Linked DNA regions of Homo sapiens: region 1 is linked to region 2. Evidence: chromatin loops called from intact Hi-C (ENCODE). Cell type or tissue: Calu3. All regions are shown on one strand. Links, peaks and the distances in the headings refer to the core of each region. The heading gives the core; the rest is flanking DNA.

The links. Hi-C counts contacts between places; a loop is a spot of excess contacts. Peaks named below come from ENCODE experiments on the same cell type or tissue, not always from the same donor. Only the 100,000 strongest peaks of a DNase experiment are listed, where the experiment ranks them.
Region 1: a loop joins it to region 2, with 7 times the contacts of the local background. A loop is called at or near these places in 56 of 110 quality-filtered maps.

The regions. Positions count from the first base shown.
Region 1 is chr14:30,208,186-30,220,079 of GRCh38, forward strand. No RefSeq gene overlaps it. Among named protein-coding and RNA genes, the nearest start is that of PRKD1, 290 kb to the left of the region's middle. In Calu3, for the core only: CTCF peaks have their summits at 6,499 (motif pointing left) and 6,707; a DNase peak (open chromatin) is centred at 6,456.
Region 2 is chr14:29,530,729-29,542,622 of GRCh38, forward strand. No RefSeq gene overlaps it. Among named protein-coding and RNA genes, the nearest start is that of PRKD1, 390 kb to the right of the region's middle. In Calu3, for the core only: a CTCF peak has its summit at 6,301; no DNase peak of the experiment used is centred there.

The DNA.
Region 1 (11,894 bases), core at 3,947-8,946, 680 kb after region 2:
ATTCCTCCTCCTCTCCCTCACCTGTAGCAATAAAGGAGGGAGGGAGGGAGGGAGGGAGGAAGGAAAGAAGGAAGGAAGGAAGGAGACGAAAGAAAGAAAGGAAGGAAAGAAAGAGAGAAAGAAAGAAAGAAAGAAAGAAAGAAAGAAAGAAAGAAAGAAAGAAAGAAAGAAAGAGAAAGAAAGAAAGAAAAGAAAGAAAAGAAAGAAAGAAAAGAAAAGAAAGAAAGCATTTAACTGGTTCCACCAATTATATAGTCTTGATGTATTTTCCTTCTCCTTTCCATTATTAACAAAAATAAAGCAAGTTCCCAAATTTGGAATTAGTTATGCAAATATTCAGTGCTTTCTTTGTTTAAAAATTCTTAGCAGCTGCTACTAGGAGAGCAGAATATAAATAGCATCAGGTGTGTATTATTATACCCAGCTGAACAGCTGCAGTACTTATATTTAATTCCTCATGTTATACTTAACCCTTCCTCTCTGTAATAATATCAGTTCTTGTGTAAAGCTTTTATGAGGTTTTCCCTAGAAGAACCTTGCCAATAAAGAATGAATGAATAATTTAAAAACCACAGATAACTCAAAACTCTCATTCTAGGCAATGGTTTCTCAAATTCTCTTTCATCAATGAGTGGACTAAGAGACCAGATTGTCTTTGCTCTGTCCTGCCCATTGTTTAGTGAGAGGGGTTGGAGCTGTAAAATAGGTAAGGTGATGGAGGAAGAAGAAAAAGCAAGAGACCCAAATGCAGTCATTCATATTCTAGATATTTACTCCCTAGATATTAAAATTACCAATATCATCCACCGATCAATAAATATTTTTATTATAGAAAATACCATAGTATATATACTATATATGTGTATATATGTATATATGTGTGTGTGTGTGTGTATATATATATATATATATATATAATATATACTTTTATTGCAGGAAAAAAGGTAAGCTATCTATTTGGAGAGATGTTACTAACATGGAATAAATAATTCTAAAACATGCAACTCTCATGGCAGTCAGAATTCACAAAGGTGAGAGAGATGGTTGTAAGCCAGCATAGACATTTGAGTTAGATCTTTGATGGATAATTTTTATATTAATGTGAAGAAAATGGTGACTTAGAGCTCCTGCAATCCTTGCTCAAAGTCACGTGATTACTCAATGGATTCCCAAGGCTAGAGCTCAGAATTTTTAAAGTCCCCACAGTAAACATAAGAAAATATTTTCTCATGTCAAAAATATATGGCTTTAGGTAGTGTCTTAGTCCATTTTGTGTTGCTATAACAATATACCAGAAACTAGGTAAATTATTTTCAAAAGAAATGCATTTGGCTCATGGTTCTGGAGGCTAGGAAGTCTAAGATGGGGGGGCTGCATCTGGGGAAGGTCTTCTTACTGCATCATTTCATGGCAGAAGGCATCACATGGCAAGAGAGCAGAAAAGAACAAGAGAGAGAAAGATAGGGCTGAGCTTGCTTTTATCAGGAACCCACTCCCATGATAACAGCTTTAATCCATCCATGAGGACAGAGCTCTCACAGGCTAATTACATCTTAACAGTTCCCTTTTTAATATTGTCACAATGGCAATTACATTTCAACATGAGTTGTGGAGGGGACATTCAAACCATAGCAATAGGTATCTTGTTACTATGTCTTAAATTTATTTGGAAAATAAGGTTTTGGGGGGAGAATGACAAAAAGGGAGTCATATTGTGGCTTCTAAAGTAAGGACAATTTGCTCAATATGCCAGGTAGAAAGAGACGGTCCATTTGTTGAAACCTGCTAGATGATAGGCCACATGCTGGGCGCTTTCCTTGGTACACCTAGGTTCTTCCTCCTAACAATCATCTGAGGTGTTGCACAGGTTGGACAGTATGCCAAGGCCAGAACACTAGTCCCCAAAGCCTGAGCCCTTTCTAGAACCTTATGCTGTCTTGTCAGTACCACATACTGATCTGTTGACATTTGAGCTGTCTGGTAGAACTAAATAGAGAGTAAAGTAACTGAATGTACAGTTTAGTCCAGTTTTCATTTGGCCCAGCTACAGATACTTGAAAATGCCAATAACGTAAGTGAACAACTTGCCTAAAACCGTATGATAGTATTATTCCTATTAATTTGACTAAGCTGTGGAAATACAAGATTCACTATCCACACATACATACACAGACACACGGAGACACACACACACACACACACCCCACCACCACCACCACCACCGCTATGATACCATATACACAAAAACACACAGAATCCTTTGATTCTCATTCTTCTCCCTAAAACAGTTCAACTTCAAGCACATTGCTAAATGCAAAACTGATTATTTGGCAACTGAAGTAGTTTAGCCTGAGTTGCTAAGAGATCTGGTGCCTTAGAGATTCTCTTCTTAATTAGGCCCACAGATCTATTAATTCTATAGATGTGGTGCCTGCAAAGAAATGATCAGGTTTTCCAGAGCTGGTATCACAAATACGAAATGATAACATACAGGTATACATCACAAAGACTAAAGACCATAAGAAGATGGGACACTGGAACCAGGAACCAGGCTGCAGGGCCGCACTTCATTCCCACTCTGTGTTGCTGTGTGCTCTCCCTGGAATAGTCCCATGAAAGCATGTATTTCCCTGAACCTCTGACAGAGCAAGAGGTGAGTCATCAAAGTGAGAAAGGCCAAACCTTAAAGGCAAGAGCAGCTATAGAGGGGTTTGGGACATTGATAGAAGAACCACGAACCAGTAGTTTCATAATGGGCTAATCAGACCTGAGACCAAGCGAAGCTGTACCTCAAACCTCAGACCAATCTAGTGGGATAATGCTTGAGAATGTGGAACTGGGATCCTGCCCTTTCTCTCTTCTCCATCACTCCATAAGATTAAAAAATAATAATAATAACAATGTGCTTTTGATCGTTTCACCTCTTTCTCAAACTATTTTCTTCATTTATGAAAGCAGGCACTAAATGTAAGTGTGGGCTTCAGGCACAATCTTTGTGCAGTAAAATTAATTTGCACTGTCAGGTTTAATCTCAGTCTGTGAGAGACTTCCTTTGCCCCTTTCCTGAGGGCATGTGCACACACACTCACACTCACACCCCTACGGGCTCATTTGAAGAGAGGCTTTTGTCATCTGTTCGAATTTGAGATTCAAAAAGGTCCCTAAGATTTACAAAGGAAACATAGAGGGCAGGAAAGACAGAACTTGGACACCCCATGCCTAGAATAAGCCATGCAGCTCTTGCATCCCTGAGCAGAAAGCTCCAACACTTGGCCTGGATCTCTGGTCTCTTATGATTGACTTTGGACTTTGATCTCTTAGTCTCTTGTCCTTGAGGAAAGCAGAAGTATTTCCACATTCTTGTGGCCCCACATAAAGGCTTAGAAGGAATTCTGAATCATTTCCTATTGAGAATTGTAACACCAACATAGCAGGGGGAACATTAGTATTTAAAATATTCTCACAACAAGATTTAAATTTTCCTTTTGGTTGGTTCCAAATTTCCATTGACTCTAACTTTAATTATAAACTGAATAAAGACAGTTTTAGAAATTTCTACCTCAGAGTGATTTTTCCATTTCTGCCCTCTTACTTATTCTGGGGAGCTTGGGGGATAGCAGTGGTGCCAATGTTGAGTGAAAATTAAGCAACCTAATGAATTATTCCTTGTTAATAATGTCTCTGGCAGGTAATAGCCATTTTTATAGACTTTTTCTAGAGACAATGCCTTATCCAAAATAAATGATTCTAATGATTGTACTATAGTAGGCCAGTAAGGGAAAAGTCTAAGGACTTTGTAGTATACTTCAAATCCTATCATATAGATGGTAACATATTGCCTATGGATAAGCCAACTGTGGGCTTATGTACACAGAAAGCAGAGAAGGGAAAAAAACCTCATTAATCTCTATGTTGAACGCTAGTTTAAAAAAATCACTAAGCATTTAAATGATTCATTCCACTGAATGCTAAGTAAGAGGAAATCAACCTACTTTTTTATGGTCTTTGCTTCTGATTTACATCACAGCCTATGCTATAAGCCTTCCAGACACCAACTGAGATTATACCTGGTGGTTGCTCATCTCCTGGGTAATATGATCAATTTGGACAGTGGTTGTTTACAACTAGCCCTTTGTGACCAGCTAAGAACGAGATGATGGACTCAGATCACTAAAATGGGCAATCAGCAGCCCCTGGGAATAAAGCAACACGGCGTCTTTGTTGGCTTTGAATGCCCGCATTGAAATAGGATGATTTCACCTGGTGCAGCACCTCCCAAAAGATAGCATCTCCACCTCCCTGCTCATGCTCAAGTGCCTGCAGATGGAATTAGACTGGAATGTGCCACCAGAGAAAGGCGTGACTACACAGAATTTACAGATTTAAATAGACATGTTGTGAGATGCAAGTAAACGGATATTATGTGATGACAAGCACTGCCCTCCTAGACCTGATGCTCTGGTTGGGAAACGTTACTTGCCCACGTGAAACAACCAGAGAATACAAGAAAACCTAAAAACAGGTGCTAAATTGTACAGCAATAGACTATACACTATAAGCGAAGGTTAGGGACAGTCTTGTTTTATAGATAGGATTTGAGGTAAGTTCTGCTCTTAAAATTGAGAGATCCCCTGGAATGAGGCAGAAGGTTGGCTGGGGCTGGACCAAATGAGGTTAATAGATGGACTCTGCTTTTCTTTACTCCATTCATTCAACAACTAAATGAAAAGCCTCTACGTGCCAGGCAGTTTGCACTGTGGTGGGTATATGATTTGGAGCAAAACACAGAAACCCAGGAAAAACAATGAGTGAAATGAGAGACATTTAGGCATATGAAGTAAAGAAATATCTGGAAAACAGCCCTTCCTTCGCCATAAGAAATTTGTATTCTGTCACTCTCTGTCCATATACACTCTCTCTATATATATAGTAGGACAAATGCTGTTTCAGTAGCATTCTTATATATGATATTTGCCCTATTTACAAACAAGAAACAAAATAAGAATAAATCAAAGTGAAATTTTCTTCCTTGGCACATTACAGGTTTTTATTCTACAGTTAGTGGAAAACTTCTTTATTTCTAAACTGTATTTACCAGATAAATAATCACATAGCACTTGAATTCAAACCTTTGATCTAAATTTCCCAGATTCCTGAGACCAAAATGTTTTCAGAAAAGAGCTTGAAATGGTATAAAATATGAAGCATTTTCTTTATAATTGTATGGTATAGTAAAAAAAGTTTAGGAATTAGAATCAAAATACTAGTTTTGAGTGCTGGAAATACCACTAATTGACTATGATCTAGGCAAATTATTAATAATTTCTAAATCTCAGTTCCTCACCTGCAAAAAAATCCAAATGGCAGGATCATTGTAAGAACCAAATAAGATATTGTGGATGAAAGTGTGTCAGGAACTATAAACCATTATACCAATAGTTATTATTATTAACATCATCTTTGTAATAAAGGAGATGTGTATTATGTTACATAGTGTTTGGGTTATTTTTGTTTTGGTTTGGTTTTGTGTTTTTTTAGATCTCTTTCATTACCCAGCACAATGCTTGGCACATAGTAGATGACAAATGTTTGTTCAATGAAAGAATGAATAAAAAGATAATGCTTCTGACCATATATATTGACAGGATGTGTGCTTTGAATTACTTTTCTAGAAGTGGTGAAGAATCTTTGTAGAGCTGGTTAAGTGGATTTTCCGTGTGCGATCCTGGGATTTTTTTTTTTGTTTGTTTTCTTCTTTTCTGTAGCATACCAACTGACTCTGACTGGAATCAAACCTATGCCCTTAGTGTCTCAGGTAGCAGTTGCTCTAACCAAGGAAGTGAATCAATCCAGACTAAAGAGAAAAGATGATAGTATATACTGAGCCTAGTCCTATAGGCTACAATGTGTGCAGGCTTCATAGGCCCACTTTCTAAATGATGAGTAAGAAAATGGGGAGGCATTATTTGCCTCTTTAAGAAAAGCACATATAATGAGCTCACACTTTCACCTTCCACCCATCAAAACAGTGAGTCAGAGAATCACAGAATGCTGCTTTCTTCCAAAGTCCCTTGTATCCAGACTTTCAGACATATCGTACCCCTCACTTCCCTAAATTTTCACCTCTATGGAATGCACACAGACATATGGGTAAATCAACAACAACCCTCAAGGAAGCTATAACCACCCAGCGTGTACATTTTGCAACTCTTTCAACTCGCTTCCCATCCTGCCCATCCCCTACACAAATCAGGTTTGAATGCCCAGGCTTGTCACCTGGTATACAAAAATGCAGTCTAACACTGTATTTATTAGCAACCCTTTTCCCTTATGTTTAATTTATTGTTACATTTTTTAAATGTACAAACAGTTATACCAGTTTTATACACAAAACCACAGGTACCGTTTTGTATCTGTCAAAATTCCAGCAGCCTGTGGAGAGAGACAGTTGAATAGATGTCCTATGCTGCCATCTAGTGCTTTTGTCAAGACACGGACTTGTTCATTTTTCTGGAAATGAGGAAACAAAGGCAGCTCAAGGCACCCAAATTCTGGAAGAGCTACTGATATGCATTATTAAACAGATGCATTTATGACACTTGGACCACATTCCCTGGAACCAAGCAACTTAACTTGTTTTCACACAATGGCAGCTTACACCCCTGCTCTTGACTGGCAAAGCTCTGGCCTACCCTGGAGGCACCTGGTTTAAATCCAAACTGACTGGGCAAGCAAAATGCCCCTCTGAGCCCCTTTCTACAGCTCCCATCTGGCCAAGGTTCTCTTGGCATGTCTCTTCCTCCAGGAGGGACAGTTTTATCTGAATGACTTGCCTATTACTTCAATTCTGATAGAAGGCACAAAGGAGTCAGATGGCTTAAAAAAATCATTATCTTTAAAATTGACTAAAACAGCAGCCATTTTCCTTATAGTGGCCAAAAGTGAAGCTTCTGAATTTGTCTTGCTCCTCAGCTCACGGGATTTGTGTCACTCGTTAGATCCCAGATCCTTTTCTGAATCCCCCCCTTTATCTTTTCTTGGATCTCAAAAGTACCTTTCTTCTCCTCAATTAATCAATCAGCACATCTCTGTGTTGCACACACGCTATGCTAAAAGCACTATATCAGACACCGGTTAGTGGGTGGATAAATCAAATGAAAATAACCTTTCCATCTGCGTCTCTGATCACTTCCTGCCTCTGGCCTCAAAGAAGCTTCACCATCCGCCTCCTTGCTACTCTTTAACCCTTTCCTCTTTCATGCTTCTTTTTCTTTTCCTTTAACTATACACAAACCTCTCTTCTAGTTAAAATAAATATAAGAACTTTACTTGAACCCTCCACACTTTCCTGCTACCAGCAAATTTCTTCCTTCCGTGGTTGTATCTTTTTGTATTTTTATCTCAATGAAATGGAGAATTCACTAACCCAATATGCTAATCTCCCAATATAGAATCAACCGCCTAACAAATTAGACGGTGTCCTTCCAACAAGACAGAGTGAGTATCTGTTAGGGCTGCAGCTCCTGAACGTGACTCCTGAAATGGAGAGGAGGTTATCATAGATGACCTCTGAGTTCCTCTGATTTCGATTCTGTCCTTTCTAAACTTTATTTTATTATAGTCTCTACTTCTGCAGCCACTCCCTACTTAACCATGCCTGTAAACTCATGACTTTCTCAAAAGGAAGTTAGCCTCTCTAGATGATCAGATTCCATTCCCCCTTCTTGAATTCATTGCTTCGTCATGACACCCTGATTACAACCCTTTCTTGAAGCACTCTCTATTCTATTCGCCAATTCTATTTATCAAATACCTCATTGTTTCCAATGGTTTTACTGATTTCTTCTCTTCCCTTATTGAGGACTATATCTAAACTTGGATTTTGTCCATATCTATGTCTGTGACTTTACAAACACATTTACTCACTCCCACTGTATCTTCACACAATGCTTCATGATGACAGTGATGGTGATCATGATAATTTGATCACATAATTCCACTTCCACAAAGGTCTTAAATCTTCCATTTCTACTGTGATTTTTCAAACTCTTTCCAAGCCCATACCATCATTTATCCGCATAGCAGAATAGTTCTTCTTGGTTGTCCCATCAACACTATAATAGTAAACTTTGGATTCATGATTCTCACCCTCAAAATGGCATACTTCCCAAGTTTGTCCATTACTATCAATGGCAACACCATGGCCAATCTTCAGCTAAGCTGAGTATCTTAGATTCGTTTTGGAGTTATCCTTCTTTAACTCCTGATATTTAATCTTTCCCCAAGACTTGCAAATTCCTTCTTCTTTATTTCATTCAAATATGCATCTTTATTTCCACTTCAGCAACCAGTTTACGATGAGGTTAAATCCTCATTGCCTTATGCCTGGGTTGCAGAGAAACTTCTAGGGCAGCTCTCCTAGCTTCCAGTTCCACTCCTGTACCAGTTCCTCTTACAAAGAAGTTTGGGTAGTCTTTCAACCAGTTTGCTGTCACGTAGCTTACCTGTTAAAAGTCATAATAGCTTCTTATTGCCTCTCAATATCACATCCATTTCTGTAGCCACACACATTCAAGGCCCTTCTCCAACTACATTTCATTTTCTTTCACTCGCTCCCTGAACGTGTCCCAAGTTCCAGTCAAATTCACTTTTCTAGCATTCTCTGCACAGGAATATTTTGCACACAACAGTCTTTCCCTCTGGAATGCTCATTCACTCCTTCCAAAAACTAGGTCTTATTAATTTCTCAAAATGCACACACACCTGATGGCAATCTAAGATGGATAACATCTGTCTTTGATCTCTCTTCTACTCTGAGATCCTCCTCAGTGGTCGCACTTTCAGGGAAATCTGGATGCTCATAAAAAGAATGTGAACAAGCCATTGTTTGATGGCCTCCATGACCCCAGTAGATAGATGGTTTCTGCTTTCTGGCCTACGTGCATGTTGTTGTGCCTTACCAGGAGAGCCACATGATGTCCAATTTATGTGGTTTGCTGCTGAGGCTGGATGCCCATGTCGTTTTCAGATTAGGAAGTTTTCTGGAATAGGATCTTCCATTATACCCTAGATGAGTGATGAAGATGAAGTAAGAGGACAATCCAAGAAGAACTTTTTGACATTGTGATTAATGCATCAATTTTGACAAAATCATTTTGATGTAGCTACTTTGACATCAAAATGGCACTTTCAATATGTAAGATCACTATTTTTCTTGTCATTACTAATTAACATGCAAAATCAATATCCTTGATCTTTACTACACTCTTAACTGTCAACATAATGTGTATTTTAAAACACTGAAAGTCAGAGGCTAAAATATTATGTCAAAACCATGTTTCCATGACAAAAAGTTCCTAGCATCAAAATGACTGTGCCAAAGCAGCCAGGTGTAAATCTCATGACAGAATTGCTTTGGGGTGAACTGGTGAGTATGGTATGAGAGGTGACAACAGAGCTCTGAGGAGAAGGCAGTAACATATCCATGGGTCTCAACTGGTAGCACAGACACCCAAGAGGAATCATGGCCAGTAGATATGGTTCTCAATGGAGAAGGTATTAGAGGTAGACTCGTAAGTCACTGGTCCCTCTAGCAAGTGGTCTTCTTTTGTTTTTTTGTGTGTGTTTGTTTGTTTTTTGAGACAGAGTCTTGCTCTGTCACCCAGGCTGGAGTGCAGTGGTGCGATCTCACCTCACTGCAACCTCCGCCTCCCAGGCTCAAGCAATTCTCATTCCTCAGCCTCCTGAGTAGCCACGGATGTTCTTTATGAGCTTAAAATGGATGGATAATTGGCCCCTGTGCAAGGGCTTAAGTTGCCTAATGCTCCTGTATCTATCACAGGCCCAAACCTGGCCATGAGTATTTATTCCTCTATCCTCCAAAGCTAAAAGCAATAATGGGAGAGAACATCCCAGCACCTTGGGAGGCCATTGTGGGCAGATCACTTGAGGTGTTTGAGGCCAGGAGTTTGAGACTGGCCTGGCCAACATAGCAAAACCCTGTCTCTAATAAAAAGTACCAAAATTAGCCAGATGTGGTGGCGCATACTTGTAGTCCCAGCTACTCAGGAGGCTGAGGCATGAGAATTGGCCAGGGGTATTCTTTATGAGCTTCAAATGGATGGGTAATTGGGCCCCTATGCAAGGGCTTAAATTACCTAGGAATGAGTATTTATTCCTCTATCCTCCAAAGCTAGTAGCAAAGTAATAGGAGAGAACATGGACAAGGGGGCTCTAACAGCATGATCATCAGCTTTATCAAGAGTGTGTTTTGTATTTCTTCCAAGAAAGTTTCTTGCAGATAGCTAATTTATTTTTTACCCTATCATATTCCAGCAGGTCTGTAACTAGAGTGGTACCCTGTACCCCATAATTGCTCCGTGTTAACAGTTCACAGATGAGTAACTTGTCCCTGGCAATTCAAAAAAGGCTACTGTAGTTTGAGATGATAGATATCCTTTTTCTCTAATAGAAAAAAAAGATGTGTGGGTAGGGAGGGAACATTATAAAAAAAAATTTTTTTTCATGTCATTTATTTGTTTACTTGTTTATTGCCTACCTCTCTCACCTCATTCTCATTAGAATGTTGGCTCCATGAGAGCCAGGACACTGCTTCTATTCATTGATGTTGTCCCAGTACTTTGCACATTGATTGGCACACAAATATTCAATAAATAATTATTAAGTAGACAATTATTTTTCCACCAGAGAAAGAGGGTCCCTTTGGACTAACAGTCCCAAAAAGGAATGGTTTGGTCCATTCCAAAACAGCTTTGTGATTAGCTATGTTTTTCTCTGGGCCTTTTACTGCTCAGAATCCCTGCCAGGGAAGAAATGCTAAAGCTCCCATCTTTTAAATATGTAGATCCCTGACATTTGGTTGCTTCATGAATTTTGCATTGCATAATGACAAGTGTTTAATTTTATAAACTGCTCCTGTAATAGATCATTTTCAAGGAGAGGCATAATCTGGAAATGCAGTGTAAAGTACTGTTGCCGAATTAGACAAATGTCTTCCCCGAGCCAGCGATCCTTTCCGTAGTAAATGTTTTCAAGCATTGACGGATTGGAAGCCATGGAAATAGTCTCAACACCCAGCTGGCTGACTGAGTCAGAAATGAGATGGCCCATGGATGCTTCTCTTTTCCAGGCTGCTGTGTACCAACCCCAGAGTATCTTGGGAGTAGAGAAAATAAAAACAATTGACTTGTTTCCTAAGACCCAAATGGACTTGCTCAGCCTGATTTTGAATTCTTTTTCCATTGCCACAAAAATTGAAGGTAGAGGTAGAAAAAGGGAATCGTGATTTCTGGGTTCTAAAAAGGATAGTTTGGTGCTTTATGGTCTATCTCAAGCATATATGCAATACCATGAGGCCAAAGAAAATGTCTCTAGAAAAGCTCGTGGTGATTTGAGGGTATAATGGGAGGAGAAGCCACACCAATGGGCCAAGTTATGGATAATCCATGCTTTGTGCTCCATGTTTCTGTCACTGTTTGGCCTCAGCAAACTCACTGACCCTCTCTGTTCCTTGGTTTCCTTGTACAAAAAATATGCTTAATATGCTTAATAGTGTTCCCTATTTAACAGAATTCTCATTAAGAAAGTTGAGATTAGCCTGGCCAGCATGGTGAAACCCTGTCTCTACTAAAAATACAAAAATTAGCCAGGTATGGTGGCAGACGCCTGTAATCTCAGCTACTTAGGAGGCTGAGGCAGGAAAATTGCTTGAACCCAAGAGGCAGATGTTGCAATGAGCCAAGATCATGCCATTGCGCACCAGCCTGGGCGACAAGAGCGAAACTCTGTCTCAAAAAAAAAAAAAAAAGTTATGAGATTAATCTTCAAAAGTCAGTGGTTGTAAAAACTGTATGGCTGTAAAAAAAATGAGGCTA
Region 2 (11,894 bases), core at 4,215-9,214:
CTCTTTGAGGGAGCTCAAAATTTAGCTGAATTGTGAGGATTATTCAATGTGAGCATATTTGTGACTTAGCTCATTTTTTGTGAATACCTGAAGACACAGAACCAGGAATCAATAATGCGTAGAAAGGTATCCAGGTAACATTCCCAGAGGTATCATCAGCCTGATCTTCTAGGAGTTGAACCCCAGCGTTTAAAATTTTGGAACTTACTTATTTTCCTTTCACAAAGACAAAATTATTAATTCTGTTCACAGAAAGTTATTTCTCTTTTCCTTCCGCCATAAAACATCACAGTATGTTTATTTCATAAATCATTCTCTTTCTCCCCTTGCCTCAAACTTTGCCATTATCTCTAAGACCCCTTTGGAAACTAACTTAATAACTATTATTGATTTGGGTCCAGTGCAAACTATTCACTTAAGGGTGTTTCTACACTTTCTGAGCAGCAAGCAGCCAGATAACCATGGCCCATTCTGCAGATTTAATTTGAGTATCAACAGATCCAGATTTGGTAAGCATTTTTTTTTTCTTTTCTTACCAGACTCCAAGAGAGCCACAGGAAATAACTGGCACTGGCTGCTTGGCATATCCCTTTCCTCCATTTTGGTAATTTCTCTATAACCCTAAGAAAGGTATGTGAAAAGTCATTGCCTCTCAGTGTGTGTTTCAACACCACTGAATCAGGAACATCTCTGCATACAGGTGTTAAAAGAAGCTTCCACCTCATGACTAGCATAAAACTTAAACCAATGGTTGTTATTCAGCTGAAGACAGTATCAGTGTAAAGTGCCACCGATCTGGTCACTGTCTCTGGGAGGCTGCCAGAGCTTCTGCATTGGCTTCAGGGTGTCGTCTGTGAAGGAAGCCAATTAAGATCACAAGATAGTGGCGGGTAATAATAAACTTCTAATGATGTTCCTGACTGAAAAGAGGTAATTAAAATGTGTATATGGATGACCCCAGCTTCTGTCAGTTCAGTGTAGCTGTTATGCTGACAATGTCCATGTTTTGTTTAGGAAGAGGAGTTAGTGTTGTCTAAAAACAATGAAATAAGCAATTTAATAATATAGAAAGAATTGCTTTGGAAAGGCACACTAGTATCAATTTTGTCGCATCCCTGATAGGATTTAGCTGACTGCTGTCTCTTGACTCGTCGATATTTTTTTGTTTTGGTCCCTGGCTGTAACTTCTCCTTCCTCCATCTCCATTCTCCTGTTCCCCAACTCTACACTCCCACCCTCAATCCCCAACCCCAAAATGGGCTTTTTGGTTGTTACATTTCAGTAGGAGTCATTCTTATCTTCTGCAGGTGCTTCTTGAAATCAAAGACTTGTTTTGAAAAGAAAGGCAATTAATTAGATAGCAAAGGAAGCCAGTCCTCTTATCACCCGATCTGGTCATGGACATAGTGCTTCACACTTTTTCCATTCCCTAACCCCACAGCTCAAAGCTTTCCTGTACACCTGCTCTACTCAGCTCATCAATTTTCTGTGAGCCAGTTAAGTTCCTTTAAGCCTATCCACTGAGAGGTGGTGATAGTTCTCCAAGAAAAAGATCGAAAAAGAGAAACAGAATGCTCCTCCAGGCCTTTATCTTGATCACACTGTTTGTTTTCACATTGATGTCTGTAATGAAACAAAGAGGATTTAATCGTGTTAAACAAAAGCCTGTTGGTACCCAGAGGAAACTCATTTAACTCTACTTCAAGTCTTGGAGTTTCAGGTTTCTTGTCTTCCTCTCTGTCGATCCACCAGGCTGAGTTTCTTACCTGGGGCTTAAAATTGTGAGGTGTGAAACTCTTCTTTTGTTTTGACAGGTGCTCTTTGCTAAACATCAGCCTAGCCTTGATGGTGATAATACACAGAAGGGGGAAAATAACTTCAGAGAAGCTAATGACTGTACTTACTCAACTTTTACCTTTAATAGGTTTTGTTAGCTTCTCTCTTTGGAGTTCTTTAGTATAAAGTGGAAAAACAAATTGGGCTGATGGGAAGTGAGTGTGAAAAGATAGTGGTAGTTAAGAAGACCCTGGAACCACCTGCATTGTGGAACTCCAAGAAGGAAAGAAAGGTGAATGGGTTTGAGCTGCTCCTTCATCAAGGAGTTAGTTGGCAGGGCCTGCCATCATTAAGTCTTTGTTTTTTTAATGGTTTAATAGATTTAGGGGGTACAAGTGCAGTTACACGGATATGGGACATGGTGAGGTCAGGGCTTTTAGTGTAACCATCACCTGAATTGTGCACATTGTACCTATTAAGTAATTGTTCATCCACCTTCCCGTTATCCTTCCTTGTCTCCAGTATCTATCATTCCATTCTCTATGACAATGTGTATGCATTATTTAACTCCGACTTATAAGTGAGAACATACAGTATTTGACATTCTGTTTCTGGATTATTTCACATAAGATAATGGCCTCCAGGTCAATCCATGTTGCTTCAAAATACATGATTTCATTCTTTTTATGGCTGAGTAGTATTCCATGAGCATTATTATGTCTTTCTAGAGGAAGAACAGACTCTCAAGTGGCACTCATAACTTTACATTCGACCAAGGAGTCTTCAGGCATGATTCTAATGTTAGAATGCCAGACTAGTCATCAAGAGAGTGGGAGACTCCAAACTAATAGAACTTCTCTCTTATCCCCAGAAAGGGGTCTCTTTGGATAGAGAGAGAAGTCTCGAGGCCCCTCTCATTGGCTTGAAACCATCGTGATGTGTTCCTTTGCTGACTGCTCTTCTGCAGTGTTTCCAAAACAGCCTTCCTGCATCTATTGAAAGCACTGGTGTCCTTTATTCAATCTCTACCTGCTGTTACCTTTCTCTCTGTGCCTCCTAACCTTGACCTCATTCTGGTGAGGAGTGGGAAATCCTTTCTACAGACACTGACAATCAGTTATGCTGACCACGCACTGTGAAATAAAGACAGCTGACCCAAATTTTCAGGCGGTGTCAAATTGTGGTAGTTTTGAGCTTTGTCATCAGCCCAAAAAGTTCCATTGTGCCAAAATTAAGGAAAGAAAATTACCTTCTCTTTTTGCTTTATAAAAGCCCAATCTTTCTTCATCTTTGTTCAGACAGTGGTAATAGGAGTAGGGTATCGACTTCTCCCAGAAAAAAAAACTTAGTGCTTACAAAAATTTCCCGTGTAATTATTAGAGAGTTTGTATGGATCAGTGGTTGAAGGTGGGCCTAGAACACCTGAGTGATTTGGAGTAAATCTTGTTTGTGCTGCAGAGTTCTCAGGTTTAAAATGTATGTGCAAGAGCAACAAGATCATAGGATTCTTATACACAATTAATTAAAGTAGAAAGTGTAGAAGTCTCCTTAAGTCGTATGCTGTGCTCAATACATGTTAACCATCATTGTTTGCAAACTTCATAGTCAAGGCTGGCTGTTAATGCACTGAGCTTCATTGCCTTCATCGCCTTCATCATGTATTTCATCTACAAAGCACTGGTTTTACTTGTTTCCCAAAGGTTTGGGGAAGTAGCTTCTCTTTTCATTGGGTTTCCCAAAGGGTTTTGCCTCCAGTAGCCATTCCATCTTCTCAGCAAGAAAATCACTCTGATTTCTCCCATACACACTCTTATCTCTAAAATAACCGATTGGGCTATTTATTCTTTCTCTTTTCTCATTCAAGATCATAAAGAAGATGAAATTATATATTTGATTTCAGCCGTTTCTGGAAGATCAGAAGATTTCATCCTAGAACAGACCTAGAAGGCAGAGAAAACGAACAGGAAGCTGCAGTTCCCTTTTGCATCGTTATGGTCTTCACAATTTGGCACATCTCATGCCTGCGCTGGGAATCAGCGTCCTCAATCTTCCTTGTCTTTCTTCTTTCTCTGTAGCTAGTATACCACGAAAGTAGATTGCTCGTGAATGTTGCGTTTTGCTGCTGCCTCATATCTGGAGTTTCCGTCTTAGAGCGAAGGCTCATCTTTGATTCTGGGTCGTTTTTGTTGTTGTTGTTGTTGTTGTTTTGTTCGTTTGTTTGTTTGAGACAGAGTCTCACACTGTCGCCTGGGCTAGAGTGCAGTGGCGCGATCTCAGCTCACTGCAAGCTCCGCCTCCCGGCTTCAAGCGATTCTCCTGCCTCAGTCTCCAAGTAGCTGGGACTACAGGTGCTACAGATGTGTGCCACCACTCCCAGCTATTTTTTTTTTTTTTTTTTTTGTATTTTTAGTAGAGACGGGTTTTCACCGTGTTAGCCAGGATGGTCTCGATCTCCTGACCTCGTGATCCGCCCGCCTCGGCCTCTCAAAGTGCTGGGATTACAGGCGTGAGCCACTGCGCCTGGCCGACCCTGGGTAGTTTTTATACCAAAGCTTAGTTCGTTTCTTACAGTTTCCTGAAAGTTAATTATAACTGGCATCTTTTTAGAAGGTAACAACTATTTGTTAGAAGAGTGAAGTAGATGAGAAGGCTTAATTTTAAAAAGGGCTAATAACTTCGGTCATTACTCCTCAGCTATAAGAAAATAACAGAAAATAATAGGAAAACTGGCCGGGCGCGGTGGCTCATGTCCATAACCCCAGCACTTTGGGAGGCCTAGGTGGGCGGATCACCTGATGTCAGTTCAACACCAGCCTAGCCAACATGGCGAAACCCCGTCTCTACTAAAAGTCCAAACAGAAAAAAGAAAAAAAGAAAAAATTAGCCAGGTATGGTAGTGGGCGCCTGTAGTCCCAGCTACTCGGGAGGCTGAGGCAGGAGAATGGCGTGAACCCGGGAGGTGGAGGTTGCAGTGAGGGGAGATCGCGCCACTGCACTCCAGCCTGGCGACAGAGCGAGACTCTGTTTCAAAACAAATAATAATAATAATAATAATAATAATAATAATAATAATAATAGGAAAACTGCAAATCTGGCTAGCTGATTTCCTTCCTTCCTTCCTTCCTTCCTCACTCCCTTCCTTCCGTCCTCTCTTTCTTTTTCTTTCTTTTCTCTTCCTTCCTTCTTTCCTTCTCTTTCTCTTTCTTTCTTTTTATTTATTTCCATTTCTTTCTGAAACAGAGTCTCACTCTGTCACCAAGGCTGAAGTGCAATGGCGCAATCTTGGCTCCCTGCAACCTCTGCCTCCTGGGTTCAAGCGATTCTCCTGCCTCAGCCTCCCGAATAGCTGGGATTACAGGCGCCTGCCACCACGCCCAGCTAATTTTTGTATTTTTAGTAGAGACGGGGTTTCACCATGTTAGCCAAGCTGGTCTCAAACTCCTGACATAAAGTGATCCACCGCCTCGGCCTCCCAAAGTGCTGGGATTACAGGCATGAGCCACCACGCCCTGTCAAATCTGGCTGAATTCTTAAATCGAATGTAGTCATGTGTCACCTAACGACAGGGATGTTCTGAGAAGTGCGTCACTGGGTGATTTCATCCTTGTGGGAACATCATAGCTTGTACTCACCCGAATCTAGATGGTGTAGCCTAGGACACATCTAGGCTATATGAAATAGCCTATGTTACCGTACTGAATACAGTAAGAAATTGTAATGTAATGGTATTTTTTATCTAAACATACCTAAAAATAGAAAAGGTACAGTAAAAATATGATATTATAATCTTATGGGACCATTGTAGTATATGTGGTCAGTAGTTGACCAAGATGTCATTCATTAGATGGCACATAACTGTGCCAGGAATTAAGAAAGAGGAGACAAAAAGAAGAAGAAAGAAAAAGTGGTAACCCTGACTCTCGCCAAAACAGGATCACACTCATCCCTTGTAGACCCACTTTTTCATGATCTCGACATAATATCCTATATTTGCTTTAAAAATAACAATAATCACAAGAATAGTGGGGAGCGGGAGAAGAGAAGAGTGTGAAATTCAAACACCCATTATCTATTTTGAACAATTCAAATTGAATAGGCCTGAAATTGAAATGGGTATTGTGGCAGTAGTCTTAATGCAAACTTAATGTTTAAGTCCTTCTCAAACTGTTTTTAAAAAATCTCCAGCATTATTTCATCTCTGACAGCTGAAGCATTCAGAAAGACTATTTGTTTCTCTAACATCCTTTTATTGGGGGGTGGTGCTGGAAAATATATGGATCAGCCCATTTTATTCCTTTAAATGTAGTCTTGTTGTTTTTTATAATGGGATTTTAATGCAGATTTATAGGGGATTTTCTTGCAACAGTGATTCAAGCTAACTTGGTATTCACAAAATGAAGACTAATACAGAAAATTCTTTTTCTACTCTTTCTTCCCAAAATAAAAATTATTTGATTTGAAAACAGGAAGTTTTGACTTTGGTTTTTCTCTTTCCTACCCTGTCTGGACACAGTGAACTTGACTGGTATTTGAGGGTACAGAGGGCTGTAAAAAGTTCACATATGGCACACAAATTATTTTGTTAGGGTGCCATCTGCTGGTATCAAACAACCAGAGCATATTTTTTCTTAAAAATTAATTATTTTTTCTATTTAAACTAGACTTAGAAATTTGACTCAAATAACTTTTTGTCCTTTCTCATTTAGAATTATAGTATAGACTATTTTCAAATGGTTGTCTGATGCATAATTCTTAAACACTCCAATATGGTAATAAAATAAGGTATAACTTTATTCTTAATTTAGGAAAATGGAGGCACAAGGCATTGCTTTGACTTACTGGTTCCTGACCTGTTTGGATTCAAGTTTCTTTTCTTTTTTTTTTTTTTTTTTTAGTTTCTATGTCTCCTTTGACATTAAAAATTTTTTTTGTCAAATTTTCCCTACAGAAAAGCAATTTAATTGTTGTGTTTGTGATTACATTGGTTTCAACATGCTTTATTCATCCATTTGCTAAACTTGGTCTCTATGCCATAGCATAAGGTGCATGCACAATTTGTTGCTTTTTTATAAAGCTAGCTTATCAGCATAGCCTTTATCATTTGTGTTCTATATTAATGTTGATCCCTGGTCTTTTCCCCACCTGCCTCTATAAGTGGTAAGGAAAAGCAACTGTTCCCCTTTTTAAAAAAAACCTTTACCACCTACTAGTTATATGTCCTTGAGCAAGTCATTTACTTCCCTGTGGCTAAGTTTTCCTTATCTGTAAGTTGCAGATAATAGCAATCACCCCAGAGTATTAAGGAGTTATTCTGAGTGTTAAAGGAAATCACAGGTATAAAGTTTTAGAATAGTGTCATAACATAATAAACACACAATAATTGTTAACTGTTTTGTCACAGTTGTTATTTAAGCATGTCAAAGAATATTAATGAGAGAATCATAACTTTACAGTAACTCCTGGGATTCTTAGCCTCTTTAGACTGAGAGATACAAAATGAACGTGTGTGTGTGTGTGTGTTTATATTTTGCAGTAGAAGAGCACACTATTATTTTCCTTACCTTCCCTCTGTCCCATTCTATGAGTGCTTAATTGACATGAAATCTCAACTTCCTAAAATTTTGTATAAACCCTTCCATAATCTGACTGTGTACTTCTTGTCCTTTATTTCTCCATATTCTCTTTTTCAAATACTGTGTTTCAGCCATAATGAACTTCCCAATTGCCTGAGTGAATCATGCTTTCACTCTTCAGGCCATTGTACATGCTTTTATTTCTTCTGCCTGAAACACCTCTCCTCTCTACCTGGCTGCTGTGTCACCTGTCACTAGCTGATACCTTCTTTATCTCTCAGCTTCCATGTTAAGAAGTCTTCAGCCAGGCACAGTGGCTCACGCCTGTAATCCCAGCATGTTGGGAGGCCGAGGTGGGCAGATTACCTGAGGTCAGGAGTTCGAGACCAACCTGGCCAACGTGGTGAAACCCCGTCTGTACTAAAAATACAAAAATTAGCTGCAGGTGGCAGCAGCCTTTAATCTCAGCTACTCAGGAGGCTGAGACACCAGAATCCCTTGAACCTGGGAGGCGGAGGTTGCGGTGAGCCAAGATTGCACCATTGTACTCCAGCCTGGGCAACAAGAGCGAGACTCCTTCTCAGAAAAAAAAAAAAAGGAGGTCTTAACATATGGATAAGATAATCCCTTTCATGGGCTCCAGTAATATTCAGTACTCCATCTACTCCAGATTGGAAGGGGTAGGGTCTAGCTAATGGATCATTATACTCCTAGCTTCTAGATCATTATCTACTTAACAATTATAATGTAATAAAAATGTAAATGCATAATAATTAATTCAATAGATACAGGCTGAGTACAAACTTTCTGCTAGGTACTTTTCTAAGCCCTGAGCAAAACAGACAGAAATTCCTGACTCTATTGAGTTTAATTCACTCTATGTTTTTGCCTCAGTTTTTCTGTTTCTGTTCAAGGCCACAGAAGGAAAACCGACATGAGAGAGTGCAGCACCCTGGGGCTCACAAGGAGGGGAGCTGTTACTTTCCCTGCCTCTAGAGTCAAAGGGAAGAAGTAGCAAGGTGTTTGTCTGGGGAAGACCATTTAGTGGAAGCCCTGGCCCTCATTAAGGGGATTCAGTCTGCATGCAGTGTCCTCTAAGAGCGGGGACCCAGGAAATCAACTCAGACATCTCTTGCTTCTCCCTCCTTCCTTTTCCTGCTGTTTCCCTTAATGGGTTGAAGCCAACTGAAGCCAGAGGGCAGGAAGCCCAGGTAAAGTAGTCTACATAGCTCAGCCTCCTGCAGCCCAATATAGGGGTCAGGATCAGCAGAGTGGATCTGGAAGGACAAATGGAAAATATTCAGCACCAATTTTGATAAGAACTCTTAAGTTGTTTTCTTTTAGTTTCTGAATTATTTTGTAAATGAAGAGTATTTGTAGGGCCAGGTGCGGTGGCTCACGCCTGTAATCCCAGCACTTTGGGAGGCCGAGTCGGGCAGATCAGGAGATCGAGACCATCCTGGTAACACAGTGAAACCCCTCTCTACTAAAAATACAAAAAATTAGCCAGGTGTGGTGTCAGGCGTCTGTAGTGCCAGCTACTAGGGAGGCTGAGGCAGTAGAATGGCGTAAACCCAGGAGGTGGAGCTTGAACTGAGGCGAGATCATGCCACTGCACTCCAGCCTGGGCAATAGAGCAAGACTCCGTCTCAAAAATAAATAAATAAATAAAGTATTTGTTCAAATAATTGGCGTTGTGTGTGTGTGTGCTGCACCTGTGGGAAATTAGGGCTTATTTTTATAAACCCACCCCTTTTAAACAAATATTAATGTTCTGTATATTTGAAGGCTTTTTTTGGTCAAATGAGAGATTTAGGCAATCTAATATGAATGAAGAAATTTGTTCTAGATTGTGCCTTTGAGGCTCATTTCAGAACTTTTAAAGGAAAAAAAAAAAGATTTGAAATTCTGTGATTGTGGAAGAACTATTGGTGATGCCAATCGTTTCCATCATTTCTGAGGCCCTCCTGGAACTGCTGCAGATGCAGTCATGGGTCTGTGCTGTAGCTCATGGCCCGAGGAGTAGGCCAGGGGAAAGTAACATAGAAACAGAAAAAGGTTACTGAGGTCCCAGGGCTACCTTTGAAGAGATCAAGATGTCTTTTTAATGGTGGAGGTTCAATCTGAGTGTGTCTGAAATCCAAAAGCACAAAAATCAAGGACCTCGCATTAACCTCTGCATCATACCACCCATTTTTCTGTCATGGGCTGTATCATTTTCCGTGAAAATCTTATTAGAATTTTGCTTGACAAGGCTACTATAACATAAGATTTATGCTTTCACAGGAAGTACTATTTTCAGTCATTTATAACTCAGGTGGATACACTTGCTGTTAGGTAAACTTATTTTGAGAACGATTTAGTTCCTTCTTTCTGTAACCCCACCTTTACACTTCCCTGTCCCTAGTTTAAATGTTAATTAGTTTTTCTAATAGTTTGATACTTAACACCAATCATGTTCCACATTGTGGGGGTACCAGCTTAGATGACGTCTTTCCTTCTAGGGGTTAAAATACAAACATATTGAGAACAAATATGATATCTTATAAATTTGGTACTGTACATTTTTCTTAGAATTGTCTTGTTCATTTTTGAAATTAGATTCTCACAATATTCATTGTTGTGAGATTCTGACTCCTTTTAAAAATAAGAAAACAATGAATGTAAATGAGTTCCCAGAACAAATCAATGTATACATTGAGGATCTATGGCATGCACCCACTATCTGACAAATAAACAATGCTCATATGAATGGCCATATCTCTGATAGTTCTGACCTACTGTACCTTTGTTTTTTGAAGCTTTTAGGTTAAAATCTACTTGAGGGCCAAATCCTCACTCTCTAACTTTTTGTCTTTTCTCATTTAGAATCATAGTATAGACTATTTTCAAACGCCAGCACAGTGCCAGCAAATTGCGTGTAGAAAGTCAATAAATACATATAGGACAGATTTTTTTGCAGGGCTATTTAAGGATAACCAGGTCTCCAGAACTATTTTGAAATACTCTGTGATTCTAGCCTTAGCACACTACAATATTATGTTTTCAACTGCTAACAATGTACAAAGATGTAGGTCAATGGAGTATATTGAATGTTTTAGGAAACTTGGCCAGGGTTAGAACTCTCCATTTGATTAGATTTCTGGAAAGAGGATTCAAGTATGTTTAGCTCAATTGCACAAAAGAACATGTTTGCATTTCATATTTTAGCTAAAATTTTACCAAGAAATCAGACACTTTGTTCATCTTTAACAAATAACCTTTTTAAAGGTGACCCTGTGCAAGAGAGTTTGGTCTCTTCACAAACAAAATAATCTCCTGATAAAGAATTCAGGGTTGATAATGAATTCCTTTATACATGTAATTAATGAATAAGAAATCTAATATTCTGTAATAAATGAATAAGAATAATGATAGTGGTAGGGGGTGGGTGGAGGATGGAGGAGAGAGTGCTGACACATGAAATACTGACACCAAAAGCAGACACTACCAACTCTAGGCAACCCACAGCTTGATGAATTTATCCAATGGCAGAGATTTCCAAACCAAAGCAGAACCTTCCAGGGTTTGCCAGACTGTGAACCTCCACTGCTGGACTCAAACTTGTCCAGGCTGGAAATTGTCTTGTTATTGCTTCTCTAAGAATCCCCAGAGAACATGGGCTCTCTATAAATTTATCTTTTTCTTTTTCTTTTTCTTTTTTTTTTCCCTAGACAGAGTCTTTCTGTGTTGCACAGGCTGAAGTGCAATGGTGTGATCTCTGCTCACTGCAACTTCTGCCTCCCTGTTTCAAGTAATTCTCCCTGCCTCAGCCTCCAGAGTAGCTGGAATTGCAGGCACCCACCACCACGCCTGGCTAATTTTTGTATTTTTTAGTAGAGATAAGGTTTCACCATGTTGGCCAGGCTGTTCTTGAACTCCAGACCTCAAGTGATCCACCTGCCTCAGCCTCCCAAAGTGCTGGGATTACAGGCGTGAGACACTGTGCCTGGCCCTAAACTCATCTTTTATACAACAAAAAGAAAAGAATAAACACACCCTTTGGTCTTATCTTGGCTATAGCAAAACATACCAAGCAGAATTAAACTTTTGTTTATCTTCATACCCTCTGCAGAGAGTATATGACCTTTGTTACACATAACAGGTTTTCTCAAAACACCTCGAAAATGAATGCATGTATCTAGGCCTGTGTGTGTGTGTGTGTGTGTGTGTGTGTGTGTGTGTGTGTGTTTACAAAGATGAGAAATCCAGTTAAACTAGTTCAGGAAAAAATGCTTATTATAATAATATAATAAGCTCATCAAAATGGAGTACAACTAAGTCATATGCAACCTGAAACTAGGACAGAAACCTCTTCATTAATTGAAGCAGCTACTTGTCCATCTGTTTTGGCTTTTCATATTTGTTTATCTTTCCCCAACTCTCTTTCCTTCCCTTGCTACCTCCTTTCTCTATAATTCTCTCTCTCTCTTCTATATTCACCTATTGCTTAAGTTAAATGCTACGCTTCCTGAATATATATTGTCGTTTCCCACAGTTTGCAAA